Linked DNA regions of Homo sapiens: all the other regions are linked to region 3. The links are chromatin loops, found by intact Hi-C in ENCODE. Cell type or tissue: CD4-positive, alpha-beta T cell. All regions are shown on one strand.

What was found. Peaks named below come from ENCODE experiments on the same cell type or tissue, not always from the same donor. Only the 100,000 strongest peaks of a DNase experiment are listed, where the experiment ranks them.
Region 1: a loop joins it to region 3, with 9 times the contacts of the local background. A loop is called at or near these places in 95 of 110 quality-filtered maps.
Region 2: a loop joins it to region 3, with 2.3 times the contacts of the local background. A loop is called at or near these places in 9 of 110 quality-filtered maps.
Region 4: a loop joins it to region 3, with 11 times the contacts of the local background. A loop is called at or near these places in 109 of 110 quality-filtered maps.

Annotation. Positions count from the first base shown.
Region 1 is chr10:132,220,808-132,224,807 of GRCh38, reverse strand. It overlaps STK32C (serine/threonine kinase 32C), which reads left to right. Exons shown (of 12, transcript NM_173575.4): 8 at 285-401; 9 at 1,822-1,947; 10 at 2,036-2,167. Among named protein-coding and RNA genes, the nearest start is that of DPYSL4, 36 kb to the right of the region's middle. In CD4-positive, alpha-beta T cell, a CTCF peak has its summit at 1,528 (motif pointing left); a DNase peak (open chromatin) is centred at 1,537.
Region 2 is chr10:132,149,067-132,153,066 of GRCh38, reverse strand. JAKMIP3 (Janus kinase and microtubule interacting protein 3) reads right to left here. Exons shown (of 24, transcript NM_001323087.2): 15 at 3,557-3,655; 16 at 3,026-3,085; 17 at 44-109. Among named protein-coding and RNA genes, the nearest start is that of JAKMIP3-AS1, 36 kb to the left of the region's middle. In CD4-positive, alpha-beta T cell, CTCF peaks have their summits at 1,874 and 2,084; no DNase peak of the experiment used is centred here.
Region 3 is chr10:132,451,005-132,455,004 of GRCh38, reverse strand. No RefSeq gene overlaps it. Among named protein-coding and RNA genes, the nearest start is that of LINC02870, 7.8 kb to the right of the region's middle. RefSeq lists an enhancer at 851-1,715 and a silencer at 1,469-1,898. In CD4-positive, alpha-beta T cell, a CTCF peak has its summit at 1,663 (motif pointing right); DNase peaks (open chromatin) are centred at 1,814 and 2,524; H3K4me3 peaks cover 460 bases; H3K27ac peaks cover 1,474 bases.
Region 4 is chr10:132,386,431-132,390,430 of GRCh38, reverse strand. No RefSeq gene overlaps it. Among named protein-coding and RNA genes, the nearest start is that of PWWP2B, 8.8 kb to the left of the region's middle. RefSeq lists an enhancer at 224-903 and a silencer at 2,211-2,330. In CD4-positive, alpha-beta T cell, a CTCF peak has its summit at 2,330 (motif pointing left); DNase peaks (open chromatin) are centred at 1,206 and 2,330; H3K4me3 peaks cover 252 bases.

The DNA.
Region 1 (4,000 bases), 230 kb after region 3:
GGAAGCCAGCTCCCTCCTGGCCCTCTGGGGCTGATCTACCTGGACCCAGGCCCCCTGGGATCCCAGCCAGATGGGCGCAGCAGCCAGGGCGCAGGACCCAGGCGTAAGCTTTATCTCACCCAGGCTCCTCCGCGGCAGGTGGAGGCCAGGCTGTGCTCAGAGCTGTGCCTGCACTTGGGGTGGGGGGAGGGGGTCCTCTCAGGGCGATGGCACCTGTGTCTGGCATTGTTCTGGGTGTCCTGGGGGCCAGGAGGACCTGCCCAGCACTGCCTCCCTGTCTCCAGAGGCCCTATGACATCCACTCCAGCAACGCCGTGGAGTCCCTGGTGCAGCTGTTCAGCACCGTGAGCGTCCAGTATGTCCCCACGTGGTCCAAGGAGATGGTGGCCTTGCTGCGGAAGGTGAGCCCCCATCCCTGAGCCTCCTCACCCTCCGAGCACCCACCTCCCTCCCTCACTTACCTGCGGCTCGGGACACCCCCTCCAGTGCACAGTTAGTGCCGCTTCCTGGCAGGCACAGATCCCTTCACTGCAACCTGTGGGGGCCTCCGCAGATGGCAGCCCCAAGCCCCAGGAAGCGAGCTGGTGGCAGGCTCTGTGGCCCTCTCATGGCGAGCCCTACCAGGTCACTGGTGTCCTGGTGATCCCCTGAGCTGCGTCTCCAGGCACCCTCACAGCAGGCTTGTGCGCCCGCCCTGCCGGTCACCACAGAGGAGCCCTGAGCCACGTCCCCTTGTCCCACGTATTGGAAGGAGGGTGTCGGGTGGGTGGGTTCAAGCCCATGCTATCTCCGGGACCCTTTGCCCCAGTGCCTCCTGGGGAAGGTGGGCAGCCACTGCCCACTGCAAACACCTCTCAGGGGACATCAGCCTGGCAGGGACACGGGCAGGGGTGTGGCCATCAGTAGTGCCTCCCATTTGTGATCTGGTGCTAGGCTGGGGCTGTGCCTTGACTGGGCTGCACAGCTCCCTGTTCCGAGCCTCGCATTAACACCATAGGGGGTTCGGAGTCAGAGCCAGGCCCAGGCAGGACAGGGAGGGGAGTGAGTGTGCCACACGGGCCCGGCTGCCTCCCGGCCCCCGTGTCTCAGGCAGGTGGGGCCTCCTGCCCTGGAATTGTAGCCAAGCAGCCTAAATCCTTGGGGAGGCCTTGCCTGCCGGGGCCTCTCCCCAGCCCCGAGAGTCTCTTAACTCTGCTGTAGCCCCACGAAGCTCAGTCACACCTGCCCAGGTGGCTCACAAGGTGGCACTGGGCTAGAGAGGGCCTGCGTGGGGACTGGGGATGACCCACACGCCCAAGCCCAGGTCTGGGAAACCTCGCACGGGGTCTGGGTCTGCGGCATTTTCCCTGGAAAGGCGGGAGGTGCCAGCGCTGGGATGTTGCTTCCCAGGCCATGCATGGCTGCCCCGGGCTCATCTGGCCTGTGGAGGTCCCATGATTCGGTGAAGGAAGTGGCTCTGGGATAGTTACTGTGAGGCCAGCCATGTGCCGAGTGTTAGCCGCTAGCCGGGCCTCGGCTGCCACCTCCTGGCAAATCCCAGCAGAGCCTTCCCTGCAGATCCCTCTGCTGTCCTCTGGCGCCAGGGGTTTAGGTAGCAGCACTGAGAACAGGCGTCCCTTGGGCCACATGCTGAGCCAGCCACGGTGCTTTGCCTGATGTCGGCCGTCGGCACCACCCTTCCTCGCGTGGCCCTGAGGTTCCTGAATTCTGAACCTCAGGCTTGGTGGGACCCTCCTCAAGGTGCCCTGGCCTGGGGGTGGCGGGCTATTCCGTGCTGGTGGGCTGTGGGCCCTGGACCCTCTGACTCATGCCTGGTTGCAGCTCCTCACTGTGAACCCCGAGCACCGGCTCTCCAGCCTCCAGGACGTGCAGGCAGCCCCGGCGCTGGCCGGCGTGCTGTGGGACCACCTGAGCGAGAAGAGGGTGGAGCCGGGCTTCGTGCCCAACGTAAGCCTGTGGGCGGCTCAGGTGGGGGGCCCTGGGGATGGATGTGGCGTCCTCCACGGGCCGGGGCTCAGCACCCATCCCTCTGTAGAAAGGCCGTCTGCACTGCGACCCCACCTTTGAGCTGGAGGAGATGATCCTGGAGTCCAGGCCCCTGCACAAGAAGAAGAAGCGTCTGGCCAAGAACAAGTCCCGGGACAACAGCAGGGACAGCTCCCAGTCCGTGAGTGCCAGGGCAGGCTCAGGGCGCGGCGGCGGGCTGGGCTTGGGGCTCCTCTCTACCACCGAGCAAGGCGTGTGGGGACCCCTGGCAGCGCACACGTCTCGGAAGTCCAGCAGACCGTTTCCTGAAGTCCTGAGAAGGCCAGAGACCTCCCTTCTGCCTTTCCCAGCCCCCACCTCGCTCCTTATGAAGCAGGTGGGCAGGGACAACCAGGGCTGGGGTTATGAGTGCACGGGGATGGCCATGTGAAGCCTTCGTGCTTGCCCAGGTGTGCTGGTGTTGGTTGTGTGTGCGGGGACGGCTATGTGAAGCCCTCACACTCGCCCAGGTGCGTCAGCATCAGGTATGTGTGCCGGGACAGCCATGTGAAGCCCTCACACTCACCCAGGTGCGTCGGCATCAGTTGTGTGTGTGGGGACGGCCATGTGAAGCCCTCACACTCGCCCAGGTGTGCTGGCTTTGGTTGTGTGTGCAGGGATGGCCACATGAAGCCCTCACACTCGCCCAGGTGCGTCAGCATCAGGTGTGTGTGTGGGGACGGCCATGTGAAGCCCTCACACTCGCCCAGGTGCGTTGATGTTGTGTGTGCAGGGATGGCCATGTGAAGCCCTCACACTCACCCAGGTGCGTTGATGTCAGTTGTGTGTGCAGGGACAGCCATGTGAAGCCCTCAGACTAGCCCAGGTGTGTCGGTGTCAGTTGTGTGTGTGGGGATGGCCACGTGAAGCCCTCACACTTGCCCAGGTGCGTTGATATTAGTTGTGTGTGCAGGGATGGCCACGTGAAGCCCTCACACTCACCCAGGTGCGTTGATGTCAGTTGTGAGTGTGTGCAGGGATGGCCACATGAAGCCCTCAGACTCGCCCAGGTGTGCTGGCTTTGGTTGTGTGTGCAGGGACGGCCATGTGAAGCCCTCACACTCGCCCAGGTGCGTCAGCATCAGTTGTGTGTGTGGGGACGGCCATGTGAAGCCCTCACACTCACCCAGGTGTGTCGACATCAGTTGTGTGTGGGGGGACGGCCATCTGAAGCCCTCACACTCACCCAGGTGTATCGGTGTCAGTTGTGTGTGCGGGGATGGCCACGTGAAGCCCTCACACTTGCCCAGGTGCGTTGATATTAGTTGTGTGTGCAGGGATGGCCACGTGAAGCCCTCACACTCACCCAGGTGCGTTGATGTCAGTTGTGAGTGTGTGCAGGGATGGCCACGTGAAGCCCTCAGACTAGCCCAGGTGTGCTGGCTTTGGTTGTGTGTGCAGGGACGGCCATGTGAAGCCCTCACACTCGCCCAGGTGCGTCAGCATCAGTTGTGTGTGTGGGGACGGCCATGTGAAGCCCTCACACTCGCCCAGGTGCGTCAGCATCAGTTGTGTGTGTGGGGATGGCCACGTGAAGCCCTCAGACTAGCCCAGGTGCGTCAGCATCAGGTGTGTGTGCCGGGACAGCCACGTGAAGCCCTCACACTCGCCCAGGTGTGCCGGCTTTGGTTGTGTGTGCGGGGACGGCCACGTGAAGCCCTCATGCTCACTCAGGCATGCTGGTATTCTGGGGCTGCCAGGACAGGTGACCACGAATCAGGTGGTTGAAGAACAGCAATGCGTCTCTCTGAGATGGATCTGAGTCGTAATGAAATGGTCTCCTTCACAGCCGGCTGTGCGTGAACTACTCTGTCTCCTGCAGCTCCCCTGTCTTGATAATTGGCTGTCTAGGCAGCGGGTAAGGTGAACCCCTTGGGCAGTTATGTGATGATCTCAGTTTCTGTAAATCGGAAGTCCAGGCATGGTGCAGCTCTGTTCCCTGCTTCGGGGTCTCACCAGAATGTGAGCTAACATT
Region 2 (4,000 bases), 300 kb after region 3:
AGGAGCCCGGCCCTCTCCCGACTGTCCACACAGCTGCTGTTACCTTTTCGGCCAAGGTCAGGACTGTCCTGGCTTGTATGACAACCACCTGCTCCTCATTGGTCAGGTTCTGCACCCAAAAGCAGAACACAGGTGCGGTCAGAAGCAGTGCCTTTGGGGGTGAGGGTGAGTGATGGATGCATGGGGAAGCTGACTGGGGAGGCTGACTGGGGACGCCTGGGTGGGGGCCAGAGCTAAAAAGTGCTTTGACTGACATCTCCCTCCCAGCATCTCTGACACCCTTGACTTGAGCTTGTTCCCTCCGGGTGCTGCCGATTTTGTTTTCTCTCATTCTCCCTCTGCTGGTAATCACCAGGTCTAGGTAACCAGCTGAGGCAGATGCGTATGCGCTGCTCAATGCAGGCAGGCCACCAATACATCCCCAGCAGTGGCTGCTGCTCTGCCCAGCCTCTGTCCCCTTCTGTGTTTAAAGCCAGCCTCTGCATATGCACCTGTGGTTATTAAAACACCACTTGGGAACAGTGGAGGAGAGACCACATGTTCATGGCTGTGAAATGGCTGAATCCCTGGAAGGTTTTGTCTCTTTTATGCATGTTTTATTCATGCTTCCTCCCCAACCGAGGGGCCCCTGGGTGGCCCTTCTGGGTAGAGTGATTATGGCTTTCGATGTGGGCACCTCACACTCTCAGACTCTGCTGCAGCCTGCATCCAGACCAGGGCTGCCTGACTCCAGCTCGTGGGGCCTCTCTGATTCTTGCCAGCTCACTCCAAAAGCCCTGTCCATGCCATTCTCTCCCTAGAGTGCAAGCTCCCTAACAGCAGGCATCTCTTGCTGTCCCCCAACCCCAAAGTCTGCACAGGGTCTCCCACAGGGGGGAGTCAGGCTCAGTCTGTAGTCCATGGTGGGGGCCAGCTGCACTCCTGACTCAGGCAAGAACCTCATCCTGCATGGCTGGGGCCAGGTGCCCTCATCTCTCCTGCCCTGCTCCCTTCTCCCATGGCAGGGCTGGGCAGGCCACAGACCTCTCCCAACACTTTAAGTTGGGGAGGCTGAGCAGGTGGCTTCAGGGTGACTGAGGGAATCTACCCAGATGTGATTAAACCACAAGTTGCATGTGAAGTCAACACTGATTGCACAGCCAGGCTTGAAGGGCCACTGTCAGCCCACTGTCAAGAGCTCCCCAGCATCTCCACAGGTCCCCTGAGCTTAAGCCTGGCCATGAGCCCTCCAGTATCCAACCTCCTCTGTCCCTGGGCTCTGTGACAATGGCCTCAGAGGCTGCATGATGACTGCAGGGCTGTCACACTCAGTGGCACTCTTGGTGGACAGCTATGGGGCTGGGCAGGAACCCTGAAATAGGCCTGGGTGGGGCTGGGTACCCCCAACTCTGCCACTACATCAGCTCTGTGACCCTGGGCAGTGCCTTTGGGGACTCAGCTTCTCCAACTGTGAATCAGAGTTGCCCAATACAGTTCCCAAGACCTCATGATGGGGCTGATACCCAGGACTGGACCCCAGAGATGTCAGGTCCACGGCCACCCTGCTGTGGCTCTTCGGCCACCTATGACCACAGTGGAGCCCCCAGCTCTGAGAGAAGCAGACCCACACCCAGAGCCTCCCTGCTGAAAGTACCCCTGCCCTGTGCCTCACTGCTCCCCAGGGGCTGGGCAGGCAAGGGGAGAAGGGAGTCCTCGGATGCAGAGCACTGGATGGAGGAAGTGGAAGGTCAATGAAGGTAGGATGAGGGATGGATAGATGGATGGATGGAGGGAGGGGATGTGGATAGGTGGAAGGATAAAGGATGAAGGATGGAAAGATGGATAAATAGCTTATGGAGGATGGATGAATGAATGAATGATGGAGGATGCATAGATAAATTATGGAGGGTGGATGGATTGATGGATTTTGGAGAATGGATGAATGAATGGAGGATGAAGGAAGGATGGATGGAGAATGAATAGATGGATTATGGAGGATGAATGGGAGATGGATGGATGGGTGAAAGGTTAATGGGTAGAGGATGGTAGATGGAGAAGGAATGGATGGAGGATGGTGGATAGAGGACAGATGGAGGATGGAGAATGAATGGATTAGGGATGATGGATGATAGATAGATGGAGGATGGATGGACAGATTGTGGATGATGGATAAATGGATGGATTAAGGATGATGGATGAAGGATAGATGAAGGATGAAGGATGGATAGATGGATTATGGAGGACGGATAAATGAATTGTGGAGGACAGATAGATGGATTATGGAGGATGGATAAATGAATTGTGGAGGACGGATACATGGATTATGGAGGACGGATACATGGATTATGGAGGACGGATAGATGGATTATGGAGGACGGATAGATGGATTATGGAGGACGGATAAATGAATTGTGGAGGATGGATACATGGATTATGGAGGATGGATGGATGGATTACACAGGATAGATAGATGGATGGATATAAGACAGAGCATGAATGAAGGGCTAGGTAGATGGTGCATTGATGGGGAATAAATGGATGGAGAGCAGAGGATTAGTAATGGGCGGATGAAAATTGGGATGAAGAGGTGCATTATTTTGCCCACTCAGTAATTAACATTCTTTCAAGGAGTTTGCTATAGAAATTGGAACTCTGCCCCAAATGAAATTTAGGAGTTATCTATAGAGTCTGCTTTTCCCCCAAGCCAAGGAAGTGGAACCCCTAAGGGTCTTGGTTTGTCTAAGAGCAACAGCCCCCTATCCTCATGGCAAGTATGGAAGGGCTGAGAGATCCCAGAAGCTGGGCAATGTGATGGGAAGTGCCATCAGCTGGAAGAACCAGGTGTGCACAGCAGAGGCCCCAGTGGGCCCTGGAGCAGTGTGAGGAAGGCTCCGATTCTGAGCAGGCTCTGGGCCTAGTGGAGGGTCTCAGGCAGGGTGGCCCATGGCAGGGCTGTGGGAGGCTGGCAGGGCCTCCTGGACCCCAGAGGGGCTGGGCTGGGGGTTGTGGGTGTAAGAGGCATGCACAAGCCAGGAGAGCGACATACACTTACGGCGTTATCGCCCAGGATGTCCAGCTTCTTCATCAGCTCCGCAACCACAATGTCCTAAGGCACAGAGGACAGGTAGGGGTGAGTGGCCACGGGGTGGGCAGAGGGGGTGGGGAAGGACAGGGCAGGGAAGGGCGGAGGGGAGGTGGTGGGGGTGGGGGAGGGGGAGGGGAGGGGCAGGGGTGAGGTAGGGCAGGGTGGGGGCAGGGGTGAGGTAGGGCGGGGTGGGGGCAGGGGTGAGGTAGGGTGGGGTGGGGGCAGGGGTGAGGTAGGGCGGGGTGGGGGCAGGGGTGAGGTGGGGCAGGGGTGAGGTGGGGGGGTAGGGGTAGGGTGGGGGCAGGGAGGGGGTGAGGTGGGGCAGGGAGGGGGTGGGGCGGGGGTGGAGAGGGTGGGGCGGGGGCGGAGGGGGTGGGGCGGGGGCGGAGGGGGGTGGGGCGGGGGCGGAGGGGGGTGGGGCGGGGGCGGAGAGGGGGTGGGGCGGGGGATGGGTGAGGTGGGGGCGGAGTGGGCAGGAGGGGCGGGACTCACCGTCACACCTTCGGCCTCGCAGTACACCTGGAGGGGGCTCTTCCCGTCCACGAAGGGCGTGTGGTGGAAGCTGATGGCGGGTGACTTCCTCTCCCTCTCCTAGGACAGAGGGACAGAAGGGTGAGCCGCTCCCCTCCCATCCCTTCCCTCTAAGAGGACTGTGCTGGGGCCTGAGGAACACGGGCCAAGACCATGGAACCAGGGATCAACACAGCATTTATGAAAACCAAACCGCAGCGGCAGCAGTGGTGGCAGAATCTGCACTGGACCTGGACCTGCCCACAAGGACTGCCCCTGTATATTCGCTGACCCCAGATGTGCCGGGCAGAGTTCATCACACTCTGGCCACGTGGCCTGGGCAGTCCCACCCTGAGCCCACGGGCACATCCCTCAGTGAATCCCAGGGGCTATGGGGAGGATCAGGGGAGGGGCTGCAGGTTGCAT
Region 3 (4,000 bases):
GTGGGAGGATCTCTGGAGCCTGGAAGGTTGAGGCTGCCCAGCCTGGGCAACAGAGTGAGACCCTATGTCAAAAAGAAAAGAAAAGAAAACCCGTTGGGGGCTGCTGCCTGGAAAAACCACACCCAGGCAGAATTCAGTACTGCCACGCCCCTTCTGAAGTTTGGTTTGAAAATATGGCCATTGCACCTCAGATAATCATGTTTACACTTCTTGACAGTGGAAATTCTTTACCCGGAATCATGCTGGGGTCTCGAGGCCCACAGCGGGACGCCCAGGGCTGCTCTGGTTCTGAGGTGGCTGGGGTGGTGGCTCTGACCCCTTGGCCCTACCCTTCTGGACTCACGCTGGTCACCGGGTCCTGCAGCCTGTGCCCTCTCCCCTGAGAGGACTGGGATGACCTTAGAATTCGTCCAAGAGTGACTGCAGCCCTGGAGTCTCGGACGTTCGTTTTGAGGTGTGTGCAGCTGGGCTCCAGTCTAGGGCCTATCTCTGAGCTGAGAATAACCGCACGCGGTCCCGTGGTTCACGAGGGATCGGTGCAGGCTGCGGGGAGATAGACGTTTGTGTGCCGTGGGGGAAGGGGGGCCCTGGGCTCCCTGCGCACCTCTCCCTGGAGACTCAGAACTAGAGACCTCGCCACTAGACCCACAGACGCTGCCCATTGCTCCTGGGATGGCTCCGCAGACGTAGCCTCCTGATGCGGCCTCACCCTGGCAGCCTGCGAAGAAGCCACATCTTTACCTTACGGAGACGGCTTCTTTCCTTAAACCTCATGAACCAACCTCTGTGGACTTCAGACTTTTCTTCTGCAGCTTCCTCACCCTCTCCACCTTTGTGGAGTTGGAGAGAGTTAGGGCCTTGCTCTGGTCGAGGCTCTGGCTTAAGGGAGGGTCATGGCTGGTTTGATCTTCTGTCCGGACCACTCGAACTTTCTCCACATCAGCAAGGAGGCAGTTTCACTTGTTGGCAACTGTGTGTCCACTGGAGTAGCATTTTAACTTCCTTCAAGGACATTTCCTGGGTATTCATAACTTGGCTCACTGGTGCAAGAGGCCTAGCTATCGACCTTGGCCTTCACCTGCCTGCCTCACTCAGCTTAGCCATGTCCAGCTTGTGATTTAAAGCGAGAGACCAGCAACTCTTCCCTCCACTTACACTTAGAGGCCATCGTGGGGCTCTGCTGTGACGTGTCATGAAAGGGGCACACCTGTGGGGGACAACACAGCCTCTGCACAGTCTCTTCTGAGTCCAAACTCGGGACCACGCCCTGGTGCCTCGGAGAGGGGCCAGGGAGCCGGGGCTTGGCCACCCACCTCTGTGCCTGGGGTCCTGACCTGTCCCTCAGCCCACGGCGCGGTGTGCGGCACCTGCCACGGGCCGTCCCGCCCTGGTCTTCGCTGTGTCTTCTCCACCTGGGAAAGCTCCAGCTTCAACCCTGGGGCTCAAAGCCAGAAGGCTCCTGCCCCTACACCCTCCTATGAGCCTCCTCCGGGCCCTATTTAGCAAATGGTTATGCAGGTACATTCATGCATAAAGACTCGGTTCTCTAAGTCCCTGCTCTAGAAAGAAGTCATCGTGTCCCCCTCTCGCAGCCGCCGCGTCTGTTTGTAAGCCCTGCAGGGGCCACTCCGGAACGACCCCCCGGGCCCCGCCCCGCGGCCACGCGGGGACGCGATGCTAGGAGGTGTCGGCAGGGGGCGCCGCTACACCGTCCAGCCCCTTTCCGGTTCCTGCGGGGCCGGCGGGGGGTGGAGCCAGCGCCCGCCCTGCCCCGCGACCCCGCCCCTGGGAAGTCCCCGCGCACGGGACTCGCGGGGCCTTCCGGAGCCGCCTTGGACAGGTGCCCGGGGCTCTGCTGTTTGCAGAAGCGTCACCACCTGCAATTTTCTGCACATTCTGCAGAACAGTGTTGGGGGGTGGGTAATGTGATCCTGGGGTACAGAAGGGGAAACCGAGGCACAAGAGATTTATCCTAACCTGGCCTTAAATCTGGCTGCTGGGAAGTGGCCACGCAGGGCCTAGTGGTTCACTCTTCCCCTGTCCTTCCCAGGCCCCGCCCCCCCCAATCCCTGGTGGACTGGCCCCTAGGTGGGCTGTGGGCACTGGGAGATGTTCCTTGCGGGGCTCAGTCCTGGGGCCTCCTGCACGGTGCTGGGTGGATCTGCCTAGCCGGGACTGCCAGGGCTGAGGTGCTGGAAACACTCAGGTTCCTAGGTAGGGCTCAGCCCCCAGGGGCAGGAGGTGAGGGGTCATCCTTCAGCCTTAATGGCCAGGCCTGACTGGGGCCTGGCAGGTGCAGCAGGACGGGCTACTTGGATCCCTCAGACCTCCAGTCCCTCCCTCCCAGCTCCATGGCCTCCCAGAGGTCCCCAGCCAGGACACAGGCCTTTCCAGAGCTGCCTGGGGAGATCAGGGTCAGGGTGCCCCTCCCTGGTGGATCCTGCCGCACATGGAGAGGGTGGTCTGCCTGAGTGGCGCCGGCACCTCGTGCAGTGTGAGGTCCCAGGCGCAGCGTGGGCGTCTAGGCACAGTGCGGGCTCCCAGGTGCAGCGTGGGTGACAAGGCACAGTGTAAGCTGCCGGGTACAGCGTGGGCACCCAGTGCCTGGGGGAGCTGCATGCTGGGTGGCAGCTGTGTCCTTCTGTATGGGACCAGCAGAGGGTGTCACGCCCCTCTAGGGCAGCGCTGACCACCCAGAGACTGCAGGGTCGGGTCCCTGGGCAGCAGAGGGCCCTAGGGCTAGGCAGGGCCATGCTGGGTGCCTCTGGTGCTGGAGCCCTGTGGCACCTTTGGCTGGACCCTGACATGGGCTCCCCACCCCACCCTCAGGCCCAGGCGGCTCCAGTGGCCACTCAAGGGCCACGCCCCAGGTACAGTGCATGGCTTTACCTGGAGGGTATGCGGGGCCACCCCCAACACACATATCGCTGTCCCCTTTCCCCAACACACGGACGGCTGTCCCCTTGGGCTCAGCTCCTGCAGGCGGCTGCAGCGTGCTCCCTGCCAGACTGTGGCAGCCAGCGCAGGGGTCCCGGCACCCCAGCATGCCCCACCCAGCACCCTGCTCTTCCACAGGGAGATGCTCCCCTCTTGCCTTCCGTGCCACCTTCCCCTCTGGCCCTGAACATCCTGATTTCTTCCTCCACAGCCAAAGTGTCAGCCAGGGGCTGCCTGCAGGTCCTCACCCACTAACTCACTCATTCAGCAACCGCAGGTGAGGCAAGCCTCTGTGCTGACCCGCCGGGCGCCGCCCCTCTGTTGCGCATGGTCTCCTGGGAGAAGGTTCCTGGAGGCAGGAGCTGCTCCCCTGCCCAGGATGGGGCCAGCAGGGAGGCAAGGGGTGGCCACGAGGTGGTCACCCATTCCCCTGGAATGCTGTGTTTTGGGGGGCCCTTGTCAAGTGAAGGTAATGGCTCAGCTGTTTTGGGACAAGCCCATCTGAGCCTGGAGCATGGTTTGGAACAGCCAGAGCCTGGAAGGTGCTGGGGGAAGCTGCCTTTGCATCTGAGCCCTGTCCAGGTCCCAGCCAGCTCCCAGCCCTGCGTGCTCCAGGCCAGGTGGGCTCAAAATGTACCCTGAGCTCTGAGAGGGCAAGAGAGGGGCTGACATAGACCTGGCATAGAGTGGGGCGCAGTGCTTGGCGGGCCCACCCCTCGCCCTGCCTGTTTCCAGGATTCAGTTCCCCTATCTGCGAACTGTAGAACCAAAGCGGACATCCCCAGGAATTCTAAGACGCTCAGACTCCAAGGACCCTCCCCCATTCAGCCAGGGGCCGCCCCTTCATTTCCTCGGGCCAGGCCTTGTAAAGGGTGGGCCCCTCTGAGGACCTCCAGAAAGCTGATCCTCCTGACTGGGGGGCTGTGCCCTGGGCTTTGGAACATGAGGGGGGGCCCAGAGGTCAGCCCTCCCTCAGCTGGCCCAGGTCCATGTCCAGTGACCTGTGGGACCCTCAGAGTCTGTGCTGGCTGGACACACTCCTGCCACTCCACCCTGTGCTGCA
Region 4 (4,000 bases), 65 kb after region 3:
AAGTGCTAGGATTATAGGCTTGAGCCACCATGCCCTGCTTGTGGGTTTATTTTTTAATCTGACAGTTTTGCCAAACCTCATACTAGAAGGCGGGGCTTCTGTTTGCTAAAAACACCATGATATTTCATCATTAAACCAGTTGTTATCCACATCTGGGATACTTGGAGAAAACCCTCTCAGGGTATATTCACATTTCACGCCCAGCTTGCAAAGGCACCTTCATGCCTTCTGCTCCCCGACCCTGACCTCCCACTCACCTAACGAGCAGGAGCTAGCCTGTGTCCAGAGCGGGGCGGGCGGTGGGGAGGGGGTAGGTAGGAAAGGTCCTGTGCTGCTCCCTCCAGGCAGAGACTCCTAGGGGAGACAGTGTGGTGGCCTGGGGCCCAGGGGCCTCCCTGCAAACTCTTTCCCCTCAAACCCTCCTCCTGGTGGGTGTGGCTATGCATTTGTCCCGACCCCTCCACATGCAGAACCTGGCATGAGCCCTGGGGCGTGGGGACAGACACGGAGTCCAGGTGACCTCAGGGTTGTCCTGAGCTGAGGTGTAGACCCCAGGCAGACCCACAGACAGAGTGGGGCTCTCCGAGGTGTGGTTGGAGGGCCGAGAGCAGAGCCCTGTGCTGGATCTAGGGAGGCACTGGTGTGTCAGCAGGTGCAGCAGCGTGCAGCTGGGCTGGGCTGCGGGGCTCCTGTCCTTGCCCTCCTCCAGTGGCCAGGAGAGGCCAGGTGTTCGTGCTGTCCCCCACAGGATGCCTGAGGGAGGAGGTGCAGGAAGGAGCAGGATCCCCTGGGCTAGGGCTGGAGGGCGCTGGAGGCTGTCGCCTGCGTTCTCCCAGGTGCACAGAAATGAACACCTTCTGGCTGAGAAAGGCTGACTGGGGGGCCTCTGGGCAGCCTGGGGCCTGAGGGGAGCAGAGCTTGCTGGGAGGGCCTCATTCCTTCCCGGGTGGAGGGAGCAGCCAGGCAGCACCCTGACAGCTCCAGCCCTGGATGGAGAGCAGCCCCCACACTGGGCTCCAGCCCTGAGGGGTCTCCCCAGCCTCCTGACCCCACGGAGGAACTGGTGAGTGTAGTGGGTGCAGGGCCAGCTTCCAACAGTGACAAGGGGGACCTGAGCCCAGCTGCCCCCAAGGCCTGGCCAGCACTTGGGGAAGTCCGGCAGGGTGTCCTTGAGGTCACGTGAACTCCGCTTCTGGCCTCACGCCCCAAGGCCCACGCCGGGTTCTGCGCTGTGTGTCCTGAGACCCGGACCGAGCGCATGGGGCCTGAACGGCACCTTCCCTGGCCGGCTGCCCACGGACGTTTGTGGGCTTGGCCCTCCTGTTTTGGGCTCACTTGGGGTGCAGGACTCAGGGATCCACACAGGAGATGAGCCAGGCTTCCTTGAGGGAGCCAGGAGGGCCGGAGTTTTGGCCGATTGCTTTCTCAGCCTGAGACGTTGCCCTGTAATGCTAACCCTGTTGCCATGGCCTGGCGTGGGACCTCCAGGGCCGGGCAGCTGCTTCCCTCAATGAGAGCCCCCGAGCCCCTGCAGGCGGCTCCGTGGTGCGCCCCCTCACCCCCGCATGAGCCCCCCGCCCCCGCATGAGCCCCCCGCCCCCGTATGAGCCCCCCGCCCCCGCATGAGCCCCCCCGCCCCCCGCATGAGCCCCCGCCCCCGCATGAGCCCCCCGCCCCCCGCATGAGCCCCCCGCCCCCCGCATGAGCCCCCCGCCCCCGCATGAGCCCCCCCGCCCCCGCATGAGCCCCCCGCCCCCGCATGAACCCCCCGCCCCCGCATGAGCCCCCCGCCCCCGCATGAGCCCCCCGCCCCCGCATGAACCCCCCGCCCCCGCATGAGCCCCCCGCCCCCGCATGAGCCCCCCGCCCCCGCATGAGCCCCCCGCCCGCGCACGAATCCCCCCGCCCCCCGCATGAGCCCCCGCCCCCGCATGAGCCCCCGCCCCCCGCATGAGCCCCCGCCCCCGCATGATCCCCCCGCCCCCCGCATGAGCCCCCGCCCCCGCATGAGCCCCCCGCCCCCGCATGAGCCCCCGCCCCCGCATGAGCCCCCCGCCCCCGCATGAGCCCCCCGCCCCCGCATGAGCCCCCCGCCCGCGCACGAATCCCCCCGCCCCCCGCATGAGCCCCCGCCCCCGCATGAGCCCCCGCCCCCCGCATGAGCCCCCCGCCCCCGCATGAGCCCCCCGCCCGCGCACGAATCCCCCCGCCCCCGCATGAGCCCCCCGCCCGCGCACGAATCCCCCCGCCCCCGCATGAGCCCGCGCCACGCCTGGCCTTGGAGCGCCACCTGCAGGTGAAGTCGGTTCACGGGAGGCGGGGCCTGCGTCCTGGGGCCCCAGGGCTGGTGACGCCCATCAGCACTCCTGGGACACCGCCTGTGACCCCCTGAGAGCATCCGCCAACCACATTCACGTTTCTCACGCACTGGCTCCCTGCTGCGGCTGCTGCTCTCTCCAAGCCGTGGGCCTGCGACCACCCCAGACCATCTGCCTTCTGCAGCACAGTTCCTGCCCCTGGGGGTTCTCAGGCCTGGCTCTGGGCTGTCGCCTCCCTTTTCCCTTCCCAAGGCAGCTCGGCAGAAAAATGAGAAGTCCCAGAAGCTCAGGACGCCCTGAGCTGGAAGTCAACATAGACGGTACTCACTCAGTAGCTAAGGGAGGCAAAGAGAACAGCAGAGCAGGAACCAGGGGAGGGGGACTCCACCCAGACATCCCAAATCCACCAGGGGAGGGGGATCCCACCCAGAGACCCCAAATACACCAGATAGAGGAGTACCTCCCACCCAGACACTCCAAATCCACCAAGGAGAGGGGTACGTTCCACCCAGACACCCCAAATCCACCAGAGAGAGGGGCACCTCCAACCCAGACACCCCAAATCCACCAGAGAGAGGGGTACCTGTCACCCAGACGCCCCAAATCCACCAGAGAGAGGGGTATGTCCCACCCAGACACCCCAAATCCACCAGGGAGAGGGACACCTCCAACCCAGACACCCCAGATCCACCAGATAGAGGGGCACCTCCCACCCAGACACCCCAAGTTCACCAGGAAGAGGGGCACCTCCAACCCAGACACCCCAGATCCACCAGATAGAGGGGTACCTCCCACCCAGACACCCCAAATCCACCAGGGAGAGGGGCACTTCCCACCCAGACACCCCAAAGCCACCAGGGAGGGGGGCTTCCGCCCAGACACCACAAATCCACCAGGGAGAGGGTTGCCTCCTGCCCAGACACCTCAAATCCACCAGGGAGAGGGGCACCTCCCACCCAGACACCCCAAATCCACCAGATAGAGGGGTACCTCCCACCCAGACACCCCAAATCCACCAGGGAGAGGGGCACCTCCCACCCAGACACCCCAAATCCACCAGAGAGGGGAGGCTTCCTGCCCAGATACCCCAAGTCCACCAGGGAGGGGGGGCCTCCTGCCCAGATACCTCAAATCCACCAGGGAGTGGGGGCTTCCTGCCCAGACACCCCCAATCCACCAGGGAGGGGGGCTTCCTGCCCAGACACCACAAATCCACCAGGGAGAGGGTTGCCTCCTGCCCAGACACCTCAAATCCACCAGGGAGTGAGGGCTTCCTGCCCAGACATCCCAAATCCACCAGGGAGAGGGGCGCCTCCTGCCCAGACACCTGAAATCTATAAGAGGTTACAGGATCCAGAGAGGCCGCAGGGACTTGCTGGCTGCAGGGCCCCATCAGGAGCAGGGCCACGTTCAGAAGATGGGCTGAGTCACAGGGTGGAGGGTGGGTGCCAGGGCCTCCAGCACCGTTTCCCCACCAGCCTGTAAGCACCTTCCAAGCAGGGGTCTGGGTGGTGGCTTCTGTGCCAGCTCCTCTACCCTGCCCAGCAGCAATTACCCGCCACTGCCATCCGGGAGGCAGGCTCTCCCGCTCCCCTTGAAATGGGGCCTCTCACAGAGTGAGGTCGGGGTTTAGAGGGTGAGAGAGGGCAGATGACCACGGGAAGGGTGATGTGGAAAATGAG